2 separate regions of the Homo sapiens genome follow, and region 1 is linked to region 2. Evidence: read pairs that join two places in POLR2A ChIA-PET (ENCODE). Cell type or tissue: Panc1. All regions are shown on one strand. Links, peaks and the distances in the headings refer to the core of each region. The heading gives the core; the rest is flanking DNA.

Evidence for each region. ChIA-PET counts read pairs that join two places held together with the same protein. Peaks named below come from ENCODE experiments on the same cell type or tissue, not always from the same donor. Only the 100,000 strongest peaks of a DNase experiment are listed, where the experiment ranks them.
Region 1: POLR2A ChIA-PET joins it to region 2 with 7 read pairs; 2 of 35 experiments call an interaction of 5 or more read pairs at or near these places.

The regions. Positions count from the first base shown.
Region 1 is chr7:47,965,861-47,978,179 of GRCh38, forward strand. HUS1 (HUS1 checkpoint clamp component) reads right to left here. Exons shown (of 8, transcript NM_004507.4): 4 at 10,870-10,977; 5 at 9,753-9,827; 6 at 3,359-3,458; 7 at 1,946-2,065. Among named protein-coding and RNA genes, the nearest start is that of HUS1, 7.6 kb to the right of the region's middle. RefSeq lists a silencer at 3,032-3,326. In Panc1, for the core only: a CTCF peak has its summit at 3,170 (motif pointing left); a DNase peak (open chromatin) is centred at 3,180; H3K27ac peaks cover 1,594 bases.
Region 2 is chr7:47,798,943-47,815,783 of GRCh38, forward strand. PKD1L1 (polycystin 1 like 1, transient receptor potential channel interacting) reads right to left here. Exons shown (of 57, transcript NM_138295.5): 47 at 16,392-16,515; 48 at 14,989-15,072; 49 at 14,179-14,351; 50 at 12,875-13,109; 51 at 10,531-10,635; 52 at 9,305-9,445; 53 at 4,268-4,402; 54 at 1,707-1,937. PKD1L1-AS1 (PKD1L1 antisense RNA 1) reads left to right here. Exons shown (of 4, transcript NR_161269.1): 2 at 14,484-14,627. Among named protein-coding and RNA genes, the nearest start is that of PKD1L1-AS1, 12 kb to the left of the region's middle. In Panc1, for the core only: no CTCF peak of the experiment used is centred there; no DNase peak of the experiment used is centred there; H3K27ac peaks cover 8,000 bases.

The DNA of each region.
Region 1 (12,319 bases), core at 1-8,000, 160 kb after region 2:
CTCAACGGTCCTGCCAATCCCGTGAGGGCCATGGGTGATGGCTAAAATCCAAGGCATCAGGCATGCAACCAAGCAGGGAAGTAAAGAGCACATGAGGGTGGGCAGGAGCACACAGTGTGACAACCACCGAGAGCTCGGGGAGCTGCAGCACAGCAGCCGAGGAAAGCTCTCCAGCAGATATGAGTGAGTGACAAGAAACCATGTGTGAGCAGGCTGCAGAGAGGCCAATCCCAGGAGATGGGAGGTTGGGGAAAGGACCAGAAAGGACAAGCAGGAGACAAACATTCTTTAGGAGAGGTGGTGCAAGGGCACAGGAGAGGCAGAGACTGAGGGTGGCAGGACCTAGCTAGAGGAGGGGACAATTGAGCCGACACCTGAAGGAGACTAACAGAGACAGAAAAGGGGCTTTGGGAAGTTAAGAAGGTATGAGAAGTTCAACCCACGGTGTTTTAAAAAAAATTTTTGCTACATCACAATTTGCTGGTCTTCCTTTCTCTGCTACACGTGGAGACACCAAAGTGAATGTTGGGAAGACACTTGGCTTAGTCAACCACCTTTGATAAGAACTCTTCCATGTTCCTCAACAGCCTTGGATTCAGAAAGTCCCCAAAATACCAAGTTCAAAGACTGATGTTGTGCAGCGCAGGGGCCCCCCACACCCTGTGTTTCCACACTCTGCAGACAGGAGGGGTATTTCACTCTCTCACCATTCACACTGTGCTTGTCAGGACCAAGGGTCTGGGCATTGTACAGGAGCTTGGGAGAAGTGCAGCCATGAGGCCCAGCCCAAACTATGAATAAGGAGTCCCTTTACATGACCTTCAGGCGATCTCCATGCACATCGAGGTTCTCAGAAGCACCTTTAAGGACCCTGCACTGCCACACAGCTCCCACTATGCTCAGCCCTAGAAATATGACATCGTCCATGTCAAAGTTCCTTAAAATGCAGCACAGGTACCTCACCCCAAAACTCCCCATGATCTGGCCTAGTCTAGCTTCTCCATCTCTACCCTCAGAGCTGCTTCTCTGGCGATATCTCCTTCTGTGCCCATCACTCCAACTGTGTGACACCTTCCCCAATTCCCAAACACCCATTGCCCCTCCCATGGTCTCTTCTGATTCTCTTCATGTCTCTCATTCAAAAGGGCTGGTCCTTGACATTGCCACCTAGAATCTTCTGTTCCTTCTCTACAGCACACTGCAGATCTGAAGGGGATGAGGTGCAGTGTTGGCTCAACCTCCCTCTCAGCTCAGCCTGGGAGCTATGCTACAAAACGTGGAACTTCAAATCCAGGATGCAGTCGCTTTTAGGTTGCTGTGATTTCAGTAGTAAGGTGACAAAAATGCCTTGAAAAGCTCTTGGCAGGTAATGCCTTTCTCATGTGTGGTCAGTAGATGAAGAGTGCTGGAGCAGGTGTGTGACCTCACAAGATGGGGCCCAGCCAGAATCAAGAGGCAACTGTTAACAACCAGCAGCCAAGGGACAGATATGGGGCAGCGAATGCAGGCCAGCATAGCCACAGAAAGGAAACAAGACATCACAAGGGAAAACTTAAATCCAAGCCAAACCGTGTCTGGCACTCTGAGCAGGTCAAATTAGATGACCATGGAGAAGGTGGGATGATCTGCACCCATTCTCCCGATGGCATCTCCAGGTGTGCTGGCCAACTGAGGCAGCACACAACCCACCTACCAACCAGTGTGGCTGCAGGTTTCAGGCCCTAACAGAGTGCCCAGGGGTTGTTTCTCTGCTGCCACCTTAGGTACTTCTGAATCTAGGAAAATTTAAAAAACCCCACTGTTCTAGGAAGTTAAAGTCCACATAATTGAGCTTTTTTTTTTTTTTTTGGATTTATGAGACTATATGCAATCTGTTAGACTAGAGTTGACTGCAGTATTTAGAATATGAAAGAATATGAAAAACAAAACAGAGAAGCACACTCACTGCATAAGGCCTTTGTGGGATTTACTTGTTGTCCAGCAAGAAACTGTAGGAGCTTCCTAATATCTATGTGCACTTCAGCCATGTGTTCCACGTTTCTGTCCTCATGGGTGCTTTCAGAGGCTAAAATGATAGGAATGCATTTAAATACAACATCTTCCCACGTAACAGGAAACCTGGAGATACTCAATGCATTTTACTTAAATAAATGATTCACTTTAGCACTGATTTTAGCATCCTGAAGAAATATTGCAACTTGTAAATGTTGTCATTCATTAAGCATTAGGTCCTAACTATTTAAAATACTATGATAATTTCCAAGGCATCTTTATTTACAGGGGACTTGAAATATAACTCAATCTCCCTCTTCAGGTCAAAGAAAATTTTATTTATTTGTACTTACTATGTATTTTAAGAGTGAAAATATATACATTAACTAATACAAGGCCTGTCATTCTGGAGTGGAATTAAAAAAAAAAAGAAAACATCCTTTCTACCTCTGAGAAAGTACCAAAGATAAGTCCCACCTTATGTTTATTAAAAGAAACAAAATGAGTGACATCAGAATGAATCGCTTTACACAATATTATCAAAGGCATAACCGTATGGATTTCACTCTGCTGGAGCAGGATGCTCTTAACTAGAAAGTAAAAATTCCTTCCAACTCTATGCTAAAATCTGTGTTTATATTCAAGCAGACTCGTAGTAACTTAAATGTGACTAGGGCCGATTTTATTGGTTCTGGCACACTTATGTATCATAAAATGATTTTCTCATCATCCCCAGGTGTTTCTCCCCTGGTCCTTTACCTGCTTTCCTGCTCAGGCAGCCCCTGCTACTGTGCAGCTGCCACTTTCCAGCCATGATTCTAACCCCCTCTTGGCTTATAACTCACCAAACTGTCCAACCGTCCCCTCTCTCCCCACTTGCTGAACTGACTCTATCGTCCCTTATTACCTTGTATGAGATAAGAAATGTGATCAAGTGAAACAGTTTTGCATCTGCTACACTAATTTCATACATATGGAAGTAACTGAAGGAGGAGAATATAAGAACAAATGTATCTACCTTTCTGAATCCATGCCAGGTGAGAAATAGAAATCTTTAGGAGTAGGACAGGAATTGAATAGCTGGAAGGGATCTTGGAGGTTATGTAACTTGATCCGAATTCTACAGAGGATGGAGACCCTGCACAGATCTGTCAGCTACTTGGTGGCACAGCTTCTCCCCCTGGTGGCTAACTGCCCCACTACACCACAGGGATACATAGTCCAGTCTCAATTCCTTTGTTCTTCACCCAAGCATGAAACAAAGTCAACTGAATTTCAACCTTTTTACATGAAGAGACCTCAACAGGTAGGTTATCTGAAACAATTAACTTATCCAAAGCAAAATATAACCCACTAGAAAACTTACCTAATGGAGGATTTCCAAGATCTTTAAAATGAGTTGTAACACATACTAATTCAGTTTCTATTTTCAAATTCAATTCTCCATCTAGGTTTGCTTCAATAACCTGCAAATTGAGTATTTTACATAGTCTTAGAAAAGGAAGCCAAAAGGAAAAAAACTCCATGGGCAACAGCTTTCACACAACCAGATGACAAAGTACCCTACAAAACCTCAAAACACCTCAGAGCACACTGAGACCCCCGTGCTATCAGGGAAAGTGAGAAGATAAGGCCCAAGAGCCAAGAACTCAGAAATCTCCCAAAAATCTCAAAGGGGAAGTCCCCCTGCCTGCCTCCCGGAATGAAGAACTCAGTGAAGATGTGAAAACAGGTGGAACTCCGAGAGGACTTGCCAGGAGACTACAGCAGCACAAGGGCAGGGCTCTAGGGAGGGCTGGGTGGAGCTGATGAGAACTCCCTCACAGCAGGAGAGAGTCCTGCACTGAGAAGGAACCACGGGAAGTAAGAGCCTCAACTAAGCAGAATGGGCACCTTGGGCAAAAAAAAGGGAATGAAACTTTAAATGAAGGAAAAAGAGGGACAGATCTCAGAAAGTCCTGGGGATGTGGTGAGGATGCATGTTTTAATATTTTGTGGTTACAAAGAATAGAGAATTCTAGAGTCATTAAATTAGAAAACTATTTTGGTCCACTTTCACTCCTACAATGAAACTTCCTCCTAAAAGAACCAGAAAAACCAGCCGGGCGCGGTGGCTCTCGCTTGTAATCCCAGCACTTTGGGAGGCCGAGGCGGGCGGATCACGAGGTCAGGAGATCAAGACCATCCTGGCTAACACGGTGAAACCCCGTCTCTACTAAAAATACAAAAAATTAGCCGGGCGTGGTGGCGGGCGCCTGTAGTCCCAGCTACTCGGGAGGCTGAGGCAGGAGAATGGCATGAACCCGGGAGGCGGAACTTGCAGTGAGCCGAGATTGCGCCACTGCACTCCAGCCTGGGTGAAAGAGCGAGACTCTGTCTCAAAAAAAAAAAAAAAAAAAAAAGAGAAATGAACAATAATAGACGCTATGACACAACAACATAAATCAGAATTAGGGAAGCTCAGACATGAGATGACCAGAGAGCACGCACATAAAACACAGCTGACAGCACAGGAAGTAATTAGAAACATAAGGAAAAATTTCAGAAACAGAAACTAGTTTAGAAGGAAGACTAGAGCAAATAGGCACCACAGAGAGAATAGTAAGAGAAACTGGGATGGAAAGGAGAAAGATAAAATTTACCAAACAGAAACAAAGAGTTAAAAGGATCTGACAGAAAATAATAAAGACAGTGGAGAAGATCCAAGCCCTCTGAGTCCCAGAAGAAAAACAAAGCACTGGAAAAGAAATGCTATCAACTACAGCTCAAAACTTTCCTGAAGTGAATGAAGAGTTCGGCCCACATATTGAAAGGACACACCACACACCTGGGAAAACTGACCCCGGATGGTCAAGACAATTGGATTGAAAGAAAAATGGGAAAAATCCCCAGGGTATTTAGTCCCCACTTTCAAATGAATAAATCCAAGCTGTGAAACAAAATCAGAATGGAGTCATTCTTTTTGATAGCAATAATATACACCAGCAGACAATGCAGTGCAGTGAGCCAAACTGACATTATAAACACATGATAACCAATGAAATCCTATTCCTGTGAGTCCTTCTTGAGTGATATGCTAGAGAATAGGCTTTTAATAACCAAAAAAATCATTGGAGAAGTTACAGCATAAACAGTGTGAGCCTTATTTTGACCTTTAGAACCAAAACTAAACAACAGGAATGAAGAGGACAGAATAACGTGTAGTAATAAAATTTTATGCTCTGATGATGTAGACATAATATAACCATTACAAAACAGGAAGGGGGAAAATGAGAAGAATGTGGAAATCAGTGTCTTATTTTTATAAAATATAAATCAACCATTTGTCATAAACACACATTTAATATGACTATAAGGCCTTCAGAATCTCATGAGAACATAGCCATTTATTTAGAAAATAAACTCACATGTTGGAAAATGAAATGTCCAAATCCAGAAGGGTCTGGGGCTGCTGTTGGGTTACCAGGACTGAGGATGGCTGAGCCAAACTCCACACGCCCAGGCTACCAGACTTCTGCCATCCCCTCATATACCATCGGGCACCCCTCTTCTACTCCTGCTCTTGCTGCCCGGGGACTGTCTCCACAGGTCACAAGGGACTCCTTTCCTTTGAAGCTCCTCTACCCACCCCAACAACCAATCAGTTCTTTTAATTGGATGGAACCTAGAAGTGAAGCATATGCCACAGTATGGTTTGAGGTTTTGCTAACCTATCCTGGTCCACTCCCGCACCTACAATGAAATTTCCTCCTAAAAGAACCAGTACCTGTTATTTCTCTTTTTGATGTTGATATCTGCCCAATGTTAAAGCCTAGGAGGTCTCTGGAAAGCCAGTGTGTAGTCTGCTGGATAGCATTTTGCCATCTAGTACTAGAAAAGTGCCACCTAGCAACTGGTCTTATTTAGGGCCATTCCATCCTCACAGTGTCACAGAAAGAAAACAGAGAAGGCACTCTGTCTGCACGGCTCTGTATCAGTGTTCATGTTTACTGAATACAATTTAGTGTTCCTTGTTCTTATTCCTTAAAATTGGTGAACTCTGAATAGTTTTCATTCCAGAAACAAAGTTTTTCTAATTTGGGTGAGCTCTTATTTCTGAGCTTTTCACATTAATAGAAAAATAGTGCCCCAAACTTACCTGTTGTATAATCTACTTTGAATGAGAAATACTCATTTTCAACCCTTTTCTTTCATTAATCCAAAAAAATATATTGTTATATTTCCTAACCCGTTTTCCTACAATCTGGAACAATAGTTGACTGAAATAAAATATATAAAACAATCTTTGTGAATATGCTAGACTGCTTAGTGGGGCTAAGGCTAACACATGACCTTAGCTCATTTGTTCCAAACAACCACACACCCAAGATCTGTAAATTCCCATTGTTTTGAAAAGCAATGGTTTTAGATATAAATAAATAAATACTTATTTAAAAATGCAACTTGCAATGGGCCTAGATGCACTTCAGGCTTAAATGTTCTCTTGTGTTTTCTTCAAATTCCTAAGAATCTCAGTAACAGAACATTAGATTCCAACTCCCTCCTAACCATTAACACCTGGTGCCTAGCACATGGTGGCCTTAAGTCAATACTTACTGAAGAAACTAACAAACAACTAATTCTCTGAACACTGGTCACTCATGTCTATTTTAAGATTCAGTTATTTGGGATATTATACACAACAACACACTTGATTTCTTAAGTATCAGGGTAAGATCTTTCAATGATTTCCTTAAAATAGTCAACTATTGTTTATAGAATGCTGACTATACTGGGCACCTAGTAAAAATTATCTCTAAATTTTTAAAAACTGACGAAGCCCCTGTCATAGCTGCACTGTTATCCCCATTTGGGGTAGTATCCAGCACTAGGGTACTCACTGCACAGCGCAGCCTGGAGCTGAACCCAGGTATGTGGCTCCAATGACTCCCCTCTTCCATATCATGACTCCTAAACATAGACTCTGGTTTCTATCATTAGGTGACCCTGCAGAGCCGTTTCTCAGATAACATTTGAAGTACAATATAGTATGGCAATGATGTGGTTTGTTTTGGCTCAGCAACCCCACCCAAATCTCATCTCGAATTGTAATCCCCAAGTGCTGAGAAGGGGCCTGGTGGTAGGTGACTGGATCATGGGGGCAGCTTTTCCCATGCTGTTCTCTTGATAGTGAGGGAGTTCTCATGAGATCTGATGGTTTTAAAAATGGCAGTTTTTCCTGTGTTCTTCTCTCTCCAGCTGCCATGTTAAGACGTGCCTTGCTTCCCCTTTGCCTTCTGTCATGACTGTAAGTTTCCTGAGGCCTCCTCAGCTATACAGGACTGTGAGTCAATTAAACCTCTTTTGTTTATAAATTACCTGGTCTCAGGTAATATCTTTTTAGCAGCGTGAAAACGGAGTAATACAGGCACACATCACAAAGTACTGCTACATGATGTGGTCTGAAGACAGGCAGCATCGACATCTCCCAGGAGCTGGTCAGAAACAGAGCCTCAGGCTCCAGCTCAGACCTCCCAAATCAGAACCTGCACTTTAACCAGATTCCAGGGGATTCACACGCATGGTAGAACTTAGAAGCAATGTCTTAGAACATGATGTCAATTCCCTCCAGTTCTTGCTTCTTTTTCTGCTCCTGCATGAGTCACATACAACCCACCCCATCAGTCACACCTCGCATTTAATGAAAGGAAGTAACTGGGCATCTCTAATGGGAAGGTGGGCATTTTTAGTGTGTTAAGTCTACCCATTTTCCTTAATTCTACTGCCTGTAATATTCAGATACAGAATTCTGGATACCCAGGAAGACCTCATTATGTACTTTGCTACAGTAACTTGATAACTTTCCATTTAGTAATTCCAGATCGTAGTAGCCTCTCCACAATATTTCTATGTTTTTTTAAACTCCAAAAAAGAGAAAACAAAACACCTCTGATGATTCTAAGCTACCCTTCTACCTCTCTACCTTGCTGACTCATTTTCATTGAACAGAAAGAACAAACAAATGCCATCCTTCAATTAACAGCCCTGTCTTTTCTCTCCTGGGCCTCTCTGAATTTCTCTGGAAGTCCCCAGGGTATCCCCAGATGAAGCCAGCCTGACAACTGGATCAGCATCACTGCAGTCACAGGTGACACCAACGTCAGCACAGTGCACACTGCTTCATGGAAAACAGATTTTATAGATTAAGTTATGAAGGAAAAGCTTTGAGTTACCCAGGTCCAATGACAGCATTGCTCTTAGTGTGCAGAACTCTAGAAAAAAACAGTCAAATGTACATTTTCTAGGCTTCAAAATACTTTTGTGATTTCAAAGACCTCTTGAAGCTAAATTTTGTTCCAGATCCATGCAACACTTATTGCTGCCTACTGAGTGGCAATCCCACACTGGGCAGCTGGGACACAAAGATGATTAAGATGGGGTTTCCTTTATCAAGAAGCTGGTGGTTCACGAGACCTTCAGAGATCTTAGCAGGTGATTTACCATGTACACTGGACAGCTCAGCTCCATGGAGGAGCTTCCAGAGGGGTGGTGGGGAAAGGTCTGTGATGAAGCATGAGAATGGCTAAGTGCCTTCCAGGGAGATGGAGAGAAGAAGCCATGTGTCAAATGGCAAAGAAACTGAACAAAAAAGAAGAGGCATTGTGGGGGAATACCAGAACCCAGCCTCGTTCTGCAGGGAGGGTGTGGCAATACAACAGAGATGTGGCTATAAAGGTGGCCTGGTACACTGTCAAGATCAAAAGTTTATGCTTCATCAGGTGGACAGTGGTTTTTAGAAGATTCAGGGACATAACCAAGGGTGTTTTTTGGAGCAGGATAGGAGGGAGCAGGGGGAGGAGGGAGGGGCAGTGAGTGAAGGAAGAATTCACAATAACCCCAGGTATGAATGAGGATAACCTACACATTTCCCACCACTGTCACACACTGTAACATTTCGAGCCATGTGGCCATAGGAGACTTCCACAAAATAAACAGAAAATAAACAGAAATATAAAAGTGCCCCCTAGCTTGGTGTGAGGTGTGCTTGGAATAAAGGCTGCTATGGTGTGGCATATCTTTGTCCCTGGCTCACTGAAAGACACTTGGCACGCAGACAGGAAACTCCAAACTCACTGTCAGTCATATCAGTGACTCACAGAAAAATACGGGCACGTTAGCAGGTAAAAGATACAATGTTCCAGCCGGGCGCGGTGGCTCACGCCTGTAATCCCAGTACTTTGGGAGGCCTAGGCGGGCGGACCACGAGGTCAGGAGATCGAGACCATCCTGGCTAACACGGTGAAACCCCGTCTGTACTAAAAATACGAAACAAAAAATTAGCCAGGCATGGTGGCAGGCGCCTGTAGTCCCAGCTACTCGGGAGGCTGAGGTGGGAGAATGGCATGAACCCGGGAGGCGGAGCTTACAGTGAGGTGAGATGGCGCCATTGCACTCCAGCCTGGGCGACAGAGTGAGACTCTGTCTCAAAAAAAAAAAAAAAAAAGAAAGATACAATGTTTCATACAAAATATAAGAGGAAAAACAGGCAGATTAAAGGCAAATATAAAAGCTTTCCTCAAAGAATTAGAGTTGAAAAGTATTGGAATAGGTTTCTAAATCCAACTAGCAATCTGCAGGTTCTCAGCACCAGGCCAGGTCCTCATAAGTGGGAACTCGGTTAGGAGGTGCCCACCTGCATGGACTGCTGCAGGGTGAGCTGGAGAACCCACGCCGTCCCACCAAATACTTCAGAGTTCTTTTCTAAAGAAGTTGTGACTTACAAGGTGATTGCTGATGTTTTTCATTTTTTCCACAACACTCTTCATAGTCTTCAAGACTGGTAAATAAATACTAACCTACAAAACCAATGAGAAAAAAGCACAAGTATTAAAAATATTAATATACTCTAGTAATGACAAGGGCCCCATAACTAACTCTAGAACACATGCATGCTCAAAAACTATGGGATACTATTTTACAATTTTCTGAATAAAGTTCTTTTAAAAATATAAAAAGAAAACCAATTCTATTTCACTAACTCAAGGATGCTCAAGCAAAATTAAAGAATGGAATGCCTGCCTCTGGTTACCTCAGCAACCATGTCCCTGTGGGCATTCTTTTGGCTCAAGAAGGAATAGGGTACTTCAGCTGAGATGCCCCTATATTGGTCCAGGGGGAATATAACTCAGGCAATCAGCAGGAGGCCCTCCTCTAAGGGACATTTACACCTATGATTCAAGGGCCTTTTCCATGCTCTGTACAAAAACATGGCAGACAGTCACTGCATCACATCTGAGACTGTTACCAAGAGTGCTCTATAAAACACAGGCTTTTTCAAAATCAGTGTAGGTGCCATCTAGTAAAAGTCAAGTAATTATTTTACCCAGCATATTTCTGTACTTTCTTCTTAAACAAATTGTGAGCAAGAGGAAATGGGCCCTTTGGCATCATCTTTACTTTCAGGAGCTCTAGGGTTAACCATCGGCATGACCGTTACCCCATGTTAGCCCTAAGCCATGAAATTCTTCTCTTCTTGGCTTTCGTGCACATCCAGATATCGCTCCTGACCGGCTGAGGAAAAGATCAAGTCCTGTGAAACCCAAATTGGTGTCTAAGGCCAAGAATACTAATAAATACTAATTGTCCTCCAAAAGTATCATTTGTGTTTTAAGTGATGTTACTGAGCGAGACATTTTCTACATATAGGATGGCATGACATTTCTATCATATGCAACATTTTTAAGATGCTTTATGTAAATAACAAAAGGCAAATAATCTAATGTTTTCGTTAAGTATCCTTTAAAAATAAAATATACTGCAAGACTACAACTAAAACTAGAGAATTCAAGTCATGCCATTTAATGTGGGGTGTACAGCAGGACTGCAGGCATCACCTACATCAGGATCTGGGACCACCGGTTCTTGTAAGTCCTTCCACAATTTCCTAGGAATCACCTTTATGGGGATGTCATGGGTCACAATGCGGCTACTGCTTGACATAGATAACTGCCAAGAAAAGAATTTAAAAATATTTTTATGTTGTTAATATTAAGCAACAACAAAACAAACCCGAAGACCCGGGACAAAAAAGTTGAAATACCAAATCTAAGTGGAATGCTGTCAGTTTATTCACTCAAAAGCCATTCGACCAATATTGATGGTGCCAATATTTATGGAACAGACTCTGGGTACTTCCAGGAACTGGGAAGTGTGGTGATAAGACAAAAAGGTCCTTAGTGTTCCAGTGGAACAAACAGATCAATAAAAATGCAAACAAATGAAACTGTATGAAATGCTCATTATAGCCGTGAGAAAGCACTCCACAGAGACCAGGGTGAGTGTGGGGGAGTTTCCTTAGACTGAGGAGGTGACATTTCAGATACCACCAAAAGCAGGAGAAGCAGCAGCCATGGGAAGACAAGAACAAGGGGACAGGGTTTCAGGCTGGGGAAACAGCACATGTAAAGCCGTGAGGCAGAAAGAAGCAAGCCTGCTATGTTGACGCAACCAAGAGAAGGCCATTCTTTGGGCATAGGACACTCAGAGTGCTGCAGTTTCTAACAGTTAAAAGGCAAACTATATTTATTTCTAGGGGCTCCTATGAGACTCACAGACCAAAATATCTTGCACTTTTGGACAAAAAGTATTATACGTTACTATCTTGCTTTTCCTTAAGCAATAGAAAAAACATACCAAACTTATACTGTGACATGAAATGCCCTAATTAGCTCTGAGAACTGCCTGACTGCAAAGAGTTGAGAGTTATGAAGAAAAGCTGGGCTGGGCGCCGTGGCTCATGCCTACAATCGCAGCACTTTGGGAGGCCGAGGTAGGTGGATCACTTGACGTCAGGAGTTCGAGACCAGCCTGGCCAATATGGTGATACCCCGACTCTACTAAAAAAATACAAAAATTAGCTGGGTGTGGTGGTGGGTGCCTGTAATTCCAGCTACTCAGGAGGCTGAGGCATGAGAATCGCTTGAACCCGGGAGATGGAGGTTGCAGTGAGCCGAGATCGCGCCACTGCACTCCAGCCTGGGTGATAGAGAGACTCCGTCTCAAAAAAAAGGAAATACGAACCTCATTCTATGAGTAGGAAGAGCAACTCTGGATTGTATGTATGCGCATGAGTTTGTGTATTTGTGTGTTTGGAGGACAGCTGTGCACTAAATTCATCTGGCAGTAGCATATAAAACATACGTGTACTGAAGAACGAGGGGCCATTTAAAGGTTATTATAGCAGATGAGGCAGGGTGGGAGTGGGGAGAAAACATGTCAAAGGTGAAAATGGATAGAGAAACCATGATTTCTAGACAAGGTGACAATACCACTACAAGAAACAGAGAGG
Region 2 (16,841 bases), core at 3,653-11,652:
CTGTTAAGAGAATAAAAGGAGAAGCTACAGATTTACAAATCACATATCCAATTTAAAAACTGTATTCAAAATATAAAAATTGCCACAATTATTTGTATATGCCAGTCTTCCCCTATGGACTGTGAGCTCCCTGAGGCAGGAAGCAGTTATTATCTTTGTTTCGCCATTGCCTGAATATAATGGGCATTCTTTAGTTTTTTGTTGAATGAGTGAGTGCATGAATGAACAAATGAGTGGATTGATGGATGGATGGGTGGGTGGATAGGTGGACAGGTAACTAGTTTGGTGAGTAGGTGTGTGGATGGGTGATCGATGGATTTATGCATTCATGGATGAGCAAGAGTAGGGAGCTAGGATCATTGATAAAAGCAAAGGACTCGGGCCTGAGTGTTGTCAAGGTGTGAACATGAGCAATCACTTTTAGTTTCCCTCTAGCTACTAAACTAGAATACCAGTAGACTTTTAAGGACTGCAGAGAATTTTTATCCACTTACAAAGCTTGAATATTAAATTTACTGAACTTGCAGTGGGCTCTACAATGTGTCAGGAACTACTACCCTAGAAGGCAGGCACACCAATATGCCTGCTAGGAATGTGGCTAGAGTTCAAAAGCAGACAAAAACCAATAGCACAAGACAATGGGTGCAATGAGGAGGCATGCTCAGAGCCTTTGGGGGTCCAGGGGAGAATCGGTGCTGGGAGAGCTTCTAGAGGGAACACCACATTGACCCTGTCTTAGAACTTAACGCTGAACGAGTCACAGTGGAGGGATCCGAGGGAAGGCATGTTCAGTAAGTGTGGACAGCATGCCTATAGGCTTAGTCAAGCACAGAGCAGGGGTCCCAACCCTGAGCCTTCCATAGGAACACCTGTAGGGCCTTCTGGAAATAGAAGTGATGAGTCCCACCCTTGTGATGTGGGCATAGCAATCCTGGGTCTGGCTGGGCAGAGCAGGTCGGAGCCTCGGCAGGGAGGGGTAAAATATAAGACACTCAGTAACATTTTAATTTCAGGTCAACAACAAATAACTTTTAACATAAATATGTCTGAACTGCTGCAGGGGGCTTACTAATACTGAAAACTTTTCCATTGTTTACTGAAACTTAACTGTAACTGGGTTCCAGTTTTATTTGCTAAATCTGTTGACCCCAAGTCCAGGCAATAGGACAAGACCATGGGGGAGACTCTTCTTCCACTGAAGGAGTTTAAGCCATGTATGACATGACTAGATTTGCCAGTGGCAGGTCAGTAGGAGGGCGTGAAACAGGGAGCCATTCCTCCTTCAGCCGCTAGCCTGGAGAACACGTCCAGTGGAGGTGGCTGATGGGAGTGCAACTCTGATAAGATGGAAAGACTGAGAAAAGGCAACAGATACCCCTGAGGCAGTGTGAGATTGCAGATGAAGTTCACAGTAAGAAATGATGTGATTCAGTGCAGAGTGAGGGGGGCCAGGGAAGCTTCCTGGAGGAAGTGGCACCCTGGGGTGGCTGCTCTCGTGCTGGACTATTCTAGAGTAAGGGAGAGTCAAACCAACTGTGTTTGACGGACCTGACCTCCCAGGGCAGGTGAGCTGGACGGCAGGGATTCATTACCATGAGATCTGGCCTGTGTTGCCTGGCCCTGTCCACATGGACCAGAGTTTCACCCCAACAGCAAATGAAACTTTTACAAACCATAACTTGAAAGTTGGGGATGTGTTTACTTACCATTCCAAAACACAGTGTGGCAGAGACTATTAAAAGGATCCCAAAGTAACAAGCCATGGCCCGCTGGTCAGACTTGGAAAGGCCAAGGAGGCAGTCTTTTTGGCTTCTTCTGGGAAAATGAAACAGCAGCCCGGGGAAGGCGTCTGTGAAGGTGCCAGGTGGTAGAACCCACATAGAGAGCAGAAATCGGTGCAGGTGGGAGAGGGCGGCCAGCATCAGTGCCCCCACCAGCTGCAGAAAGAAAATCCAGAGAGCACTGACCTTGTCACCTCTTCTTAGGAGTGGAAGACTCAACTTCCAAATGTTGAAAATAGAGACAAACTTGGAGGGGCAGTTTTGGGAGTGTGGATCAATCATGTCATCCCTGGTTTTGAACCCAAAAGGCGTATGTCACCCTCTCACCCATCTCCCAGGCCTCCCTCCTCCCACCCCACCAGCCTCCCACACTGTGGCTGGTCTCCCTCCTCCCTTTCAAGGGCTCTTCCTGCCAGTGCCCTCTCCTCTCCTCAGCTGCCTCCTCTGCCTATGGTGACAAGCGGCCTGCTCCCCTGGCCTTTGGCCCCCTTAGGAAGCCATGGTTGCCATGAGGGGGCAGCTCCCTCATGATCTTTATGTCCCCCGCACCTGGCCAGAGCTTAGTAAAATAAATCACTTAGGAAGCATCAGGAAGGCTTTCCAATTTTGATGTAGATTTGGTTCAGGTTAAGTTTCATGGTCCTGGTTGTCGTAACAGACTGGGAACTTGGCCTGGGATCTGAGGGGTTGTATCACTGGCTCCGTTCATGCTTCTCACTCCATCTGCTCCAACCAGCCCTGGTGCTGACAAGTATTTTTTCAGCCTGGATGTCAGACCATCAGGCGGTCGTCCCATAGGTCCACATGGGGCTGTGTGTGTAGACTGTGGACGGGCCTACAGAGAGGCCCTACCTAGCTGCAGCTATAGTCATGGGCTGCATTCTGTGTGGGTGCTTGCTGGATTCATGTACAAGCCTGGACAGGTACCCAAAGACTTCCCTACAAATGCACTAGGACTCGTTTTAGTATTACTTACTCCATAAGTGAAATCAGACATCAGTGGAACTCAGAAGAAAGAAAGCACAATCTATGAGTCTACAACTGGACAAATTGAGCTGTGTGGTCTCCCGGTCTCCCCTTGATGCCTATGCATCTATACTTGCTGCACAGTTAGAATTCTGCTACTTAATTTGGACACAAATTATTTATATTCTGGGCTTTTTTTTCCTTACATAAAAGCATTTTTGGCTGGGCGTGGTGGCTCATGCCTGTAATCCCAGCACTTTGGGAGGCCGAGGCGGGCGGATCACGAGGTCAGGAGATCGAGACCATCCTGGCTAACACGGTGAAACACCGTCTCTACTAAAAATACAAAAAATTAGCCACACATGGTGGTGTGTGCCTGTAGTCCCAGCTACTCGGGAGGCTGAGGCAGAAGAATGGCATGAACCCGGGAGGCGGAGCTTTGCAGTGAGCCGAGATTGCACCACTGCCCTCCAGCCTGGGTGACAGAGCGAGACTCTATCTCAAAAAAAAAAAAAAAAAAAGCAGTTTTGCATGTTGCTAAATGGTCTTAATAATGACTAGTTTAATCACTCCATAAATTCTACATGCATATAATCTCAAAGGCCAGTAGTAACCTTCGGGGCAAATGTCGTTAATGCTTTTTCTGGAGGCAGAGGTTGGGCAAATGGCTGGTGCTCGCAACAGTGAGCTGGAGTGTGGGACAGCCAGGTTCAAATGCTGCTCTCTCTGACTCTCAGGTTCGTTCTCTCTGCCCTGGTTTGCTCAGCATGTTCCTCCAGTGTAAGGTGAATAGGGCTTGCAGAACCCCTTCCCTGGAGCAGGAGACCTGTGCTTGGTGTCCTGTGTGGCTTGGATCCTGACAGCCAGAGCCTCCTAACTCAGGGCACTTGGCCTAGACTTTCCCTCAGCCCTGATTGCAATTCTTTGCTGTACTAGGGCCTGTCAGGTTGGAGAAAGCTCTTTCTCTGCTGGGACCAGATCGGAATCAACAGCACCCCAGGAACTTCATCAGGGCTCCAAGCTGTACTCTGTACCTGTTGATTCGGAGCTTCACCCTCCAGACCAGACTTCAGGGCTAGCCCTGGATGAAGACTTGGCTGTGCCCTGTTGTTTGAGACAGGAAATCCTGAGAATCTTCTAAGAAGAACTGTGCCTGTCCATAGCTTGGTTGTGATAGTTAAACGAAGTAATCTATGAGAGGCCCAAAGTGCCATTCCTGGCACTTAGAGAAAGCTCAGTAGGTGATAATAACTACTTATATTAGTAATAATAACATGCTGTTGTAAGGTATAGTACAGAGCAAGTGTTTCCTAAATCATGGTTATTGTTGTCATGACCATAACTTACTATGTAACTATTGATATCAGTTATCTAAAACCACACTGTAAGGGATTAGAAGACTGGAATTCTAGACGGTGTTTAACCTTGAGAGCAGTTTGTTTTTCCCTTGAGAAAGGCTGACGAGTACACAGATCAATGGTTTACAAGGGAAATCACCTGATAAAGGGGAGAGTTCTTACCCCTGCTACAAAGATGCTGGGGAGTGAGTGGCGCATCATGGAGGAGCAGGATGCCATTGTGTTTTGAATGCCAGGAAGATAGACGCATTTTAATGTGAAGAGGAATAAGAGGATTCCCCGGAGCCATCGAGCCCTCTGAGACAGAAGAACATAACAGTCAGTGTGCCATGCCAGTCACTGAAAGGTGCAGACATATTCACAGCTGTCAGTCATGCATAAAGAGTTCATTGGATTTGATGATGTTATATAGACCCATGAGTCTCCGAGGGACATCAAGTGCAGATGTCTGCAGAGGAGAATGAGTTGGAACTAGGGGTAAATACAAATCGTAACGCATTTTGAGAAGACCTGCTCTGAATTCTGGCCTGGCCATTTCTTTGAACACCAGGATGGAGCAGGTCTAGCAGGCACACACAGATGGGACTCTGTCCACCCCACGTCTGTTCTCCCTGTCTGCGCCTCAGTCTACTGGGCTATAAGAAAATCATCACCACAGAGGGGACTCAAAGAAGTATTTAGTGCATGCTTATTTCCTTTCCCCCAGATACATGTACAGAATAGGGCACCAACACTTTCCAAGTAGGTTTTTAAAAACGTAATCCTTGCAAATACGGGAGGCACTCCACTTTATATCTCTAGAGTCTACGGCTCAGATAAACAGTGTGAACAGACAAACATAGTACAACTGGGGGGCATGGCAGACCCAGGGGCAAACAGCCTTATGGACTCGTCCACATTCACAAGGCCTCTAGGAAGGCTGCTCCCTTCTCCCCTCCCTACCAGGGGCTTATGGGGAAAGTACTTTTGGGTGTATGATCTCATATGCTCTCACCAAAATTATAAGCCCAAGAGAAAAGAAATGACAGCTGGATGGTTTAAAATCTATATGGGCAATGAATCAAGGTTTTCTGTTTGTTTTATTTCCTCAGTAATTGGGACAAAGTCAACAATGACTTCTGACAACCAAAACCTAGAGAAGCTGTGAGTGGCTGTCACCCCTCGGGTTCCCTTCAGAGCAGGCAGGGCCGCACATGGTTGAATGGGGGATGAATGGGGCTTTAGCCAGCACCGGCCAAGAAAAATGCAATGCAAGCTATGGGTAGAATTTTCTAGTAGCCATGTTTTAAAAAGTATAATTAAACAGAGTAAATTTGTTTTATAATATATTTTGTTTAAAATAGTACATGTAAAATCATAAAAAATAGCATCATGTCAATATGTAACCAACATAAAAATTATTGAGATATTTTACATTTTTAATTTTTTTTTTTTTTTTTTTTGAGAGAGAGTCTCAATCTGTTACCCAGGCTTGAGTGGCAGGATCTCGGCTCACTGCAACCTCCGCCTCCTGGTGAGTTCAAGCAATTCTCCTGTCTCAGCCTACCGAGTAGCTGGGGCTACAGGCACATGCCACCATAGTGGCTATTATTATTATTTTTATTTTTTTTGCATTTTAATAGAGACAGCATTTCACCATGTTGCTCAGGCTGGTCTTGAACTTCTGAACTCAGGCAATCTGTCAGCCTTGGCCTCCCAAAATGCTAGGATTATAGGCGTGAGCCACCACGCCCAGCACATTTTTAATTTTCATACTAAGTTTATGAAGTCCAGTGAGTATTTTACACTCACAGCACATCTCAGTTTGGACTAGCCACATTTGAAGTTCTCAATAGCCATGTGTGGCTAGTGGTGACTATTGGACAACACGGCTATAAACCTCCTGTGGACAGAGTGGAAGGGCCGCTTTCTTGCCTCCATCTGATTGAGGGATGCCATAAAGCCTTCTGAGTAATTGCCATTATTATGACTTTCATTTATGGAACATCTGCTAGGTGCCAAGCTGTTCCAAGGATATGTTTGAATGTGCCTGTACAAATACACACACACACACACACACACACACACACACACATTCAAATCCTAGCAAAACCCCCAAGGTATGTATCATAGTTCTACCTTATTAAGACTTGAAGAAAGTTAAGAAACTTGCCCAATGGCACATGGTCAAAGAGGAGCTGGGAGTGAGTTTTAGGTCTGCTGATTCTAAAGCCTGTGCATTTTCATTTTCACACACTCAAATCATAGTTCTTTAATCCTGGGTGTTAAATTCCATCATTAGAAAGTCATTTGTGTTTATCTTGAAGATGACTCGTTCTTCCTGCACCTGGGATGCAGCCTACATTGAAGTTAGAGCTAAATTCCTCTAACTGTCTCTACAGAGAATAATTTGACAAACAGCACAACAGGTGCCCACAGAAGTGGAATTAGGAGGGAAAGCCGTAGTGTGGGCAGAGGCCAAGGTGCCAGAACAGAGACGGGTACATGAGGGCACCTCAGAAGACAAACATGGTCTACACTGCACATTTCTGAAAAGCTGGCCCTGAACACACAGCAACACAGCAACAGAGCTGAATGGTGTGAGATACAGGTTCCTGCCTTGAGCACTCCTGGGTCAGGACAATGTGGACCATGTCCTTGGAGGGCCGTTCCATTGCATTATAGTTCTGTGCTTAGGAATGCAGTTACCCAGGACCCCAAGACCAGAGGCCAATTCCAGTGCAGCTCCTATATCAATGTGAGTGACCTTGAGCCAGTTGCTTAACCTTTCAGAGCCTCGGTCTAGATGGGTGGCATACTAGTACCTGTTTCATTAGATGGTTGGATAGCTCAACATACACGTGATTATATAGAATTTATGCAGTGCCTGGCAGGAGCTAACCTCAATACATGTCAGCTCTTCTCAGAAGCTAATTGAGGAATTGGAAATTGGCATCTGCCCTAGAAAGGATCCCCAGGGAAGAGGGGCTCTCCCCAGGTAAGTTTTTCTGGCAGGGGCAGGGAACATAATGAGAAAGATAGGACATCAGTGGGGAAAAGGGATATAAGGATGAACTCACTTCCCAAGGTCAGAAGTCAGGAGGAGGCTATTTACTGCAAGTCACCAGGTCAGTATGTAGACCAGATTCATGTTTGCCCTAGTCATGCTTCTAGAAAACCTCCCCTGTCCGCATCAGGTGAAAAGAACATCCTACATTCACTCTGCCCCCTATTCCTGAGGCCCACACCTGCTGGCCAATCAGTGACTAATCAGATGCTCTTGTAAGCTGTGCACTGAGAGACAGAAAGCTGGCCGCTATCTGTGGGCCTTTAAGCACAGGCAAGGGAGTGTCAGGCATGTCGGCATTGTAGCCCACAGGACCATGCAAGACTACAGTTACATGGGTAAGCCAGAACTCAAATAGTAGGAAGCGGGTTGACTAGCAGAGCTATACTATAAAAGGTAGACCAGGAAGCCTGCTGTCTGTCCCAGAGAGAGATGCCAATAAATTAAGCAGCCAGTCCTCATCGGGCCCTAATATTGGTACCAGGGGAGCAGTAGTGAACAAAATAGATACATTCTCTATTCTGCAGTTTCCAGCCTTGTGGGGGAAGACAGTAAACCAAATAATTGCTTAATGCAGATTTCATTAGATGCTGATAAGTGCCTGCAGAACAGGTCCCTGGTTGGCCTTGGCCAGCCCAGCTCTTCCCCTTTTATTGCTTATAGTTCTCACAATAACTGTTGAATGTGCTAGGAATGCAATATCCGGAGATAAGGAGGAACTACATGGAAGAGCGTGGGCTCTGGTCATGTTCCTCCAAGAAGAGGATGCCCTCTAACACTTTAGCACAGCATGTTATGTTCCCCCAGCTTATGAAACTTCAGGGCAGGCAGCTTTCCAGGCTCTCTGAACTGGTGCAAGCGGGACACACACAGACAGGATTCTGTCGGGACACACACAGACGGGACTCTGTCGGGACACACACAGACGGGACTCTGTCCACCCTGGTCAGCTTTCCTGAGGTGGGGGCACTGGCTCACCATGCAGCCCAGGCTTCTGCTGTCCCTGCCAATCTGTGAGTGACAGTTGCTTTGCCTTGCTTGTGCGAGTGTTCTGTCTCATCAGATTCATGTATTCTTTCACTTCAGGAGAAAAGCCAAATCTTCTGCTTGGGCTCCTTTAGAACCTGTTTCTTTCCTCTAGCCTAGGGAGTTTCTCTTGCTTGCAACAAAATGATCTCCAACAAAGAGGCAGGGACTGGGGCACTGGTGGAGGAAGCAGAAGTGTAGAGGAAACGAGCCTCATCCTGCCTGGTTCTCCTTACACAGCGGACAGGAGCCAAGGGGTGAGAGGGAGGTTGTGGGGCAGATGAATGGACCTGGGGAGAAGGGGCCTGAAGATGGAGGGGAACTGGCCCTTGTTCTCTAGGTTGCTATAGGACTCACCCAGCCCTGGGGGTGGCCCTGGGGCCCTGACCACCCTCTAGATGGGAAAAGGAGGACAAGGGGGTTAGGGAGGGGCTAGATCTGAGGGCAGCAGGGCAAGGAGGCAGAGTATGTGGGCTCATCTTCCACCACCACAGGAAGGCAGCGTCCCATGCTGTTGTGGGGGGATCCTGCCCCATCTCATCAGCCCCCTCCCCAGGGCTCGTCCAGGCCCATCTGTGCACATTTGCCTGGTCCTCCTGGTAGGAGCCCCCATCCCTGTGGGGAACCATTCCCTGCAGGAAGGGCTGCCTAGGGGAAGGAGGTACAGGGACTTTGAAACCAGACTTCTCTCTATTGAGGGACCTGATACTCTGTGAGCTTTGGTGTCTTCACTTGCAGAGTGGCTAATACTGCCTGCATTTATGACTGTCGCCAGAATGAAGAGAGAAAATGGTGTGTCTAAGCAAGTCAGCGCTAGCCTCCTTCCTCCATGCTGCATCAACACCTGCTTCCTGTGCCCCTTAGCGTCCCCTGGAGGCACTGGGGGAATTCCAGGCTCTTGAGTTCTGCTCCACGCAGAATCCACATACCCCAGTGTTCAAAGCATGTCTCAAGCTCTTCAGGCCCTTCACTGTCCTGGCCACTCCCATCTGCCAGCTCAGAGCATCATCTCTCGATATCAAACAAATCTGTTGTCTCGCACCTTCTAGAGTTTGTGTGACCTCTGCCTTTTGGATGGCATCACAGTGCATGGCCTCTATCTGCATGGCCCTGAGCACACCGTGTACCTGATTCCATGATGCCATAAGGGTGAGGTCCATAAATGCTCGGCAAAGTCCTCTGTGAAACTGGTTAGTGACATCTCCAGCAAGAGTAACAAGGTGGCCGGAAACTGCATAGTAGGTGAGGCTCACTCCAACCACGGAGAGCTGGAACATCCAAGAGAAAGGCCCTCAGATGGCTCCTGAGGAAGGGCTTACCTGGCACCCCATGTGACACGCGTTTGTAAGTTACAGTCATGAGTCACTTAACTACAGGGATGCCTTCTGAGAAATGCATCGCTGGGTGATTTTGTCCTTGGGGGAACATTATAGGGTGCACTTATGCAAACATAGACAGTCCCACACACCTAGGCTATATGAGACAGCCTATTGTTCCCAGGCTACAACCCTGTGCAGCGTGTTCCTGTACTGAATACTGAGGCAATCATACACAATGGTAAGTGCTGGTGTATCTAACTATATCTAAGCATCGAAAAGATACAGTAAAAATACAGTACAAAAGGTAAAAAATGATCCACCTGTATCAGCACTTACGATGAATGGCACTTGCAGGACCAGAAGTGGCTCTGGGTGAGGCACTGAGTGAGTGGTGAGTGAATGTGAAGCCCTAGAGCATTACTGTACGCTAATGTAGACTTTATAAATGCTGCACACTTAGGCTACACTAAATTTGTAAACACGTTTTTCTTTCTTCAGTAATAAATTAACCTTAGCTTACTGTAACCCTTTTACTTAAAAATCTTTTAATTTTTTTAAACTTTTTGACTCTATGATAACACAGCTTAAAACACAAATGCACTGTACAGCTGTACAAAAAATATTTTCCTTATATCCTAATTCCAAAAGTTTTTTCTATTTTTAAAAATTTTGTTTTAATTTTTTATTTTTAAACTTCTTTATTAAAAGCTAAGATACAAACAGACATATTTAGCCTAGGCCTACATACAAGGTCAGAATCAAGATGTCATTAGGTGACAGAAATTTCTTAGCACCATAAGATCTTATGGGACCACCACCTTGGCTGAAATTCGTGTGGTACATGACGGTAACTGTAACAACACTAAATGATACCTGATCTCAAATGCTGTTTTGAGATTAACACTACAGAGGGAGAAAACTGCAATAATGTTGGCAGTAGCTAGTGCATAATCAATTTCTTATTTAAATTATTTTTTCAAGATATAAACAGTTTATTGTTATTTTTCAAAAGAAAATGACACAAGAGAGGCTACCTCCAGCCAGTTCCTTGGCTTTCGCCAGTAGCTGAGGACGCCCTTGTCCATCATACGGTAGAGTTGAACACAGAGGTGGATCAGGCTGAGTGCCAGGAAGACCAGCTGGTGGAGAGAATGTAAACAAACAAGATCAATAGGAATGCTGATAAATTGTTTTTTGAAGGTCTAAACATGTGACCAGCTCCCCTGCCAATCACCTTTGAGTAGCTAGGATGCAAGCCCATTTCCTGTTCTGCAGAGGTTTAATCCTAAACTTGCTCTTCAGTAGGCACTTGGGGTGTTTGGTGCCTCTCCACAAGTCAAGCACTCACAGAAACTCCATGCCAGGGGTTAGAACCCAAGATGGTCTCTGCACTCAGGGAAAGCACGGAGTATGGGCATCTACGGCCACCAGGCCTCCCGACCTCCATGCTGATCCTCCAGTCCTTCCTTGGCACTGCTCAAAAGAGTGAGTTTCTGTGTACATGTGAAATAGATAACATATGAACTATATATACATATATATACTAGTTTTCTCAGCCAAGTAAAGTCTTCTAAAGCTCCCTTATAAGCACTTTCTTAAAGTTCTCTATGTGATTCTCTCTCCAGTGGTGAGTTACCTGTTGATTCATGCCTTTAATCACTAACCCAAACTCAAATTTAGTTATGGATTTGCAAGGAACTGAAGCACATCAGCAGGGCTTTATGCATCTTCTCTGTCCTCTGTTGGAGTTATGTGCATTGTGTCCCATTGGCCCGCTGTAAGGAGCTACACACATAATCAAAGCAGGGTTCACTTTTGGGTGCTGCAAGGTGTTTAACAGCAGTGCTGTGCTGAGCCTTATTGGAGCCTGAGGCAAAGAAACTATCAGGAAAACTGATCCTGCCATTGCTTACAATTTCCATATTTTGTCCAATATGATTTTTTGATATGAATTCTGATGTTTATAAATATTGCACCAGAATACTGTTCACCTTGATTACCAAGTATTTGTGGTGCCCCTTAAATTTGATGCCCAAGGTAAGTACTTTATGTGTCTCCCCCAGGCAGACCCTGACCAGTGGCCCATGCTCCCACCCTCCATTGCGCCCACACCAGCGCGAGCTGAGCTCTACACAAATCTCAGCCTTTACCGGGTCACTGAACAGTCCCTAGAGTCTAAAACCTCTTGGGACTCCCCTCTCTTCACTGCTAAAGCAAAGTAACCTTGACCTGAAGAGTCAGCAGGACTTAGTTCTTCATAGCAGAAAAGTCAACTACAGGCAGAAAATCAGGAAAGTTCCCAAGGAATAACTCAGAGTGACTTCTGGTGTTTTGGATTGTTCAGTGAAGCTATGTGGACATATTCCATCTCACCAAGACCCTGGGTACTGTGGACTGAAGATTTGTGTTCCCTTGAATTCACAGGTGGAAGCCCTAACTCCTAGTGTGGATATATGTGGGGATGGGGCTCCTAAGGAAGTAATCAAGGTTAACTGGGGCTCTGGTCCTATAGGATTAGTGTCCTTACACAAAGAGACTCTAGACAGCTCTCTCTTGCTCTCTTTCCCTGTGTATACCCACAAAGAAGAGGTTCTGTGAGCACACCGTGAGAAGGCGGCCATCTCCCAGGACTAGAGACCTCGCCAGAACCTCACCAGGCTTGATCTTGATCATGGAATTCCAGCCTCTGGGAGTGTGGGAAGTAAATGTCTCCTTCTTTTTTTTTTTTTTTTTTAGACGGAGTCTTGCTCTGTTGCCCAGGCTGGAGTGCAGTGGCGCAATCTCAGCTCACTGCAACCTCCGCCTCCCAGGTTCAAGAAATTCTCCCGCCTTCAGCCTCCCAAGTAGTTGGGATTACAGGTGCATGCCACCATGCCCGGCTAATTTTTGTATTTTTTCAGTAGAGATGGGTTTTCACCATGTTGGCCAGGCCGGTGTTGAACTCCTGACCTTGTGATCCGCCCACCTCGGCCTCCCAAAGTGCTGAGATTACAGGCATAAGCCACCGCGCCTGGCCATAAATGTCTCTTTTTAAAGCACCCAGTGTAGGCTATTCTGTTACAGCAGCCTGAGCTAAATCCCTGGGGGGATCTAAACATCAGGCCCAATTCCCCCGTGATGAATTTGGTACCTCAAGACAGCTCTATATTTGCCCTTGCCACACATGTGAAGATTGGTTTCCCCACTGGGGGTCTTCTTCGTCTCATGCCCCAACCCTTAGTGTGATGCTTGCTGCAAGAAGGGGATGTGACAAAGAGTGTGACCGGAGGGGCAGGTGAATGGGTAGGGAACTAGTCCTGTCTGGTGGAGAAGCCCAGCCCAGGTGAAGCCCCATCTTCCTGTGCACCTCCAGGAGGCCCAAGAGGCAGGTCAGCTCACCTGGGGAAGCATGAGGTGGTACTGCAGGGCTGAGTCGCTGCGGAAGATGCTGAATGACTCCACCAGGGATGAGGGGACGAGACTCCCCGTAGGGAGGATCTCCACTCTCAGGGACACGCTGGTGAAGAGTTGGGTTGGAGGGTTATAGAGAGTGAAGTGCACAGACACAGCCCTGGTGCTGCGGTCAATCCACATGCTGGCCCTGAGTCGGGACAGGGCTGTGTGGGCTTCAGTCCTGTAAAACAGCACACACTGGGGTAGGGCAGGGCAGGGAGAAAGGCACAGAAGTCTACTGAGGCTCCCAGCTGCAGGTCCCATGCTGGGAACACCCTATGCTAGACTTTGCAAGGACACACAGTGCCTGGGCTTCAAGGGGCAGGACAGATGGCCCTCTGTATCTAAGAGACCTCATCAATAGCCCTCTGTCCTCTCTCCTTGCCCCACCCTCTTCCCTGCAGCAGCCCAGGGGACCCTCAGGCAGGAGGGACCTGGAGAACGGAGGCCTCCATTTCCCACCCCAACCCATGTGAGGCAGAGATGTCCACTCTCTCTCCCCAGGGACTCTAGAATATTCATTGTTCTTTTTTTTTCTAGAGACCCCACTGTTTGGAACAAACAAGCTGGGAGAAGGCAGTTACTAAATACTAACTCGTATTTAGTAACAATTAAATCATTTCCTTTTTAAAGAGTATTACTCAAAGGCTCACATTATTGTAACTGTCTAGACCTCCCCGTTGCTCTAAGACCATCCGTGTTACCACTGGGTCAGCACAGCTCCAACCCAGTGTGAGGTGCATGCTGCTTGGGGAGCCACGGGTGGCTGTGGACAACAGTGTGACTGGCTGGATGGGGCAGGCGGCCTGACCTCAGACCTAGCTGCAACATGGGGTCGTGCTTGTTACGCACTTGAACCTCCACCCCTCACCCTCAGGACATGGGAAAAGTAGCACAGGGCCTATTCCACAGAGCTAGGTGAGGATTAAATGAGACAGTAAACACCCAGCTTGGCACAAGGTCAGCATGCAACAAATGCTCCTTATATTCCATGAGCTACAGATGTTCTAGCAACCACTTTTTGAAAGAACGTTTGCTCTGTGCTCTCCCACGTGGAGGCCTGAGCCTGTGTGATGCTTCTATCATTCACAACAATGACAAGTCTGGCTGGAGCCCCTGGCAGTGGTGCGCTGACCTCGCAGGCCTGTCAGGAGGCTGCACCTGCTGCAGATGCGCTGCGTCCAGCAGGCACCAGAGCTGGAGTGGCGGTGGCAGGCAGGATGAGCCCCGGCCCTTCGAATCTCACTGACCTTGTTCTGCCCAGGCTGAGCACACAGTCCTCCCTTGTCCCACAGCCCCCAGGACCATTCAGGGTCACGTTTTGGTTCTCTGGGTCTATCAGGTAGGGGTTCTCAGGGCCTCCAACTTCGGGACTACATGTAGGAATAGAGTCTTCGATGAGTGCTGAAAATGGCCTGGGAGGCTGCAGAACAAACCAGCAGTCAGAAGACACAGATACTATTCCCAAGGCTACCCTGCAATCCGGGGTCTCCAGGCCTGGCCACATGTGAACACCTGCTCTGTCCTGCAACATGGCACCCTTCTCTCCTCATAGGATCGTTCTGCAGCCTGTTTCGTGGTCTACAGACTCTAGCTCAAGCTACAGGATCAAGGTTCTACCCACAGAAGGTTGGCATCTGAGCTGTGTATGGTTCTAAGGCTTAGACCACTTGAAGACTTCCCCATCATGAGATGCCAGGTAAAATGCCTGTCTCAGGGCATACCCTCCCCATTAGAAAAAGATATGTGAATATTCTATTTTTAGATTGTTTGATTAAAAATCCTAGTTTTGCCTAGAATGCCAGTCTCTAAGGCCAAAGAGTGAATTGAAGAAACCTGCAGCAGAACGTCAAGGAAGAAAGAGGCTTTGGGAAAGTGTTCATAAAGGGGAAGGAAGGAAGGGCGAGGCTCGCCCTCTCCCCAGCCCCGGCACTGACAATTCCAATTACCACTGAACTCACAGAGAAGTTCAAATGATCTGCCAGGGTCCTGCCCCAATGTTGCCTAGACTTCTCTAATTCCATTTATTCTTGGAAGCAAAAGGAAAAGGAACATCTTACCTTGCATAAATGCCTAGGAAAAACTTTTAGCTGCCTAATTACGGAACTGCCTATTAGGTAGCATTTTCCTCCAAGAGCTCCAGGCTGAAAGGAGAAAAAAGATGATGAGGACTGGGTGTGCTGTGGACTTCAAACCTCCTCATCAAGCGTGCTCAAAAGGCGTGGGGCTCTGGGTAACTCCACCTGCTACCATAGAGGTCAGAGTTTTATTTTCCTTCCAATACCATTTTAGGGATACAACCAACATTCTAAGAAGGCAGCAACAACCTCCCCAGACTTGTCCTGGAAAAGGGTTAACGTTCAAATGGTGTTCGTAACTTTCGTCACATGAGAATGCTCTCTTTTATCTTTTTTGAAAGTTTCTCCAGTGTCATCAACCCAAGAGACTATATAGAATACAACAAAATAAAATTATAAATAAACTGCTCAAGGAATATGGACAAATATATTTCTCTTTTTTAAATTTAAAGACAGAGAATAGCTCTGTTGCCCAGGCTGGAGTGCAGTGGTGTGACCTGAGCTCACTGCAATCTCCACCCACCGGGTTCAAGCAATTCTCCTGCCTCAGCCTCCCAAGTAGCTAGGATTACAGGCATGTGCCACCACGCGCGGCTAATTTTTGTATTTTTAGTCTGGAGTGCAGTGGCATGATCTTGGCTCACTTCAACCTCCACCTCTCAGGTTCAAGCAATTCTGCCTCAGCCTTGCAAGTAGCTGGGATTATAGGCACGCGCCACCACACACAGCTAACTTTTGTATTTTTAGTAGAGACAGGGTTTCCCCATGTTGGCCAGGCTGGTCTCGAACTCCTGACCTCGTGATCCACCTGCCTCAGCTTCCCAAAGTGCTGGGATTACAGGTGTGAGCCACCGCGCCCAGGATATTTCATTTTTAAACATGGGAAAGGGGTTGAAAATAAAAGCTGAGCAAGGAATGGGATTATGCAAAATGCATATTAACTTTTTCTTCCGAACTTGGGATCAACCTCACCTCTTTCTGGAAGCTTCCTTGCACTTCCTCTGTTTTGGGGTGGTTCTTGTGTTTCCTTGTCAGGGTATTTTGCACACGGAACTAGAATCTTCCATTTCCTGACCTCCCACCCCATCAGCCTGAGGGCTCCTGAGGCTCTGCCATAGCCCTTGTGTCTATCTCAGGCCTGGGAAGCACAGGAATCTGGAGAATCCCGTGCAGCTCAGCAGGGTGTAATGGGATGGGGCCAATGGGTTCTGGCAGGAAAGGAACAGGATGCTCTGCTGGGACCCACTGGAGAGCCACCGGCCTTACACCTGCATGGTCATTCAAGAACCTATGCAGTGCTGCAGTTCAGCATTAGTGACTGTTTCACCCACTGCAAGATAGCTTTTCTGAGATGATCTCCTATGAAGAGGAGACGGAAAGCTCACCTGAGCCCCCGGCACACGGGCTGACGGGGTGCCTCCCGGGTACAGGCCATCCAGAAGTGTGGTCAGACTCCAGTCCCACCAGTCAGCGATGTTTCTCAGGCCACCCAAGCAGTTTCTGGCATTTCTTAATGCAAGAACAAAAATAAAAAGTTGCTTCTGCATCAACAAGAACAATGAAACGTGAGAACAAAAGCATGTTTTCTTGCCAATTTTTCTCTCATTCAGATTTCAGGTACTCTGCAGGAATTAAACTCAAGCTGCTTGCAGCGTGAAGCATGAAACCCTGGAACTCACTTTGCTCCTTAGTAGCAGGAGATAAGAGAGAATGGCGGGTGAAGCACTTGTTCATTTGCTCACTCCATCAGTCACTCAACAAACATTACTATGCAACTACTAGGTGTCAGGCACTCTTCTAGGCACTGGGAAACAGAAAATCAATTCTCTGCCCTC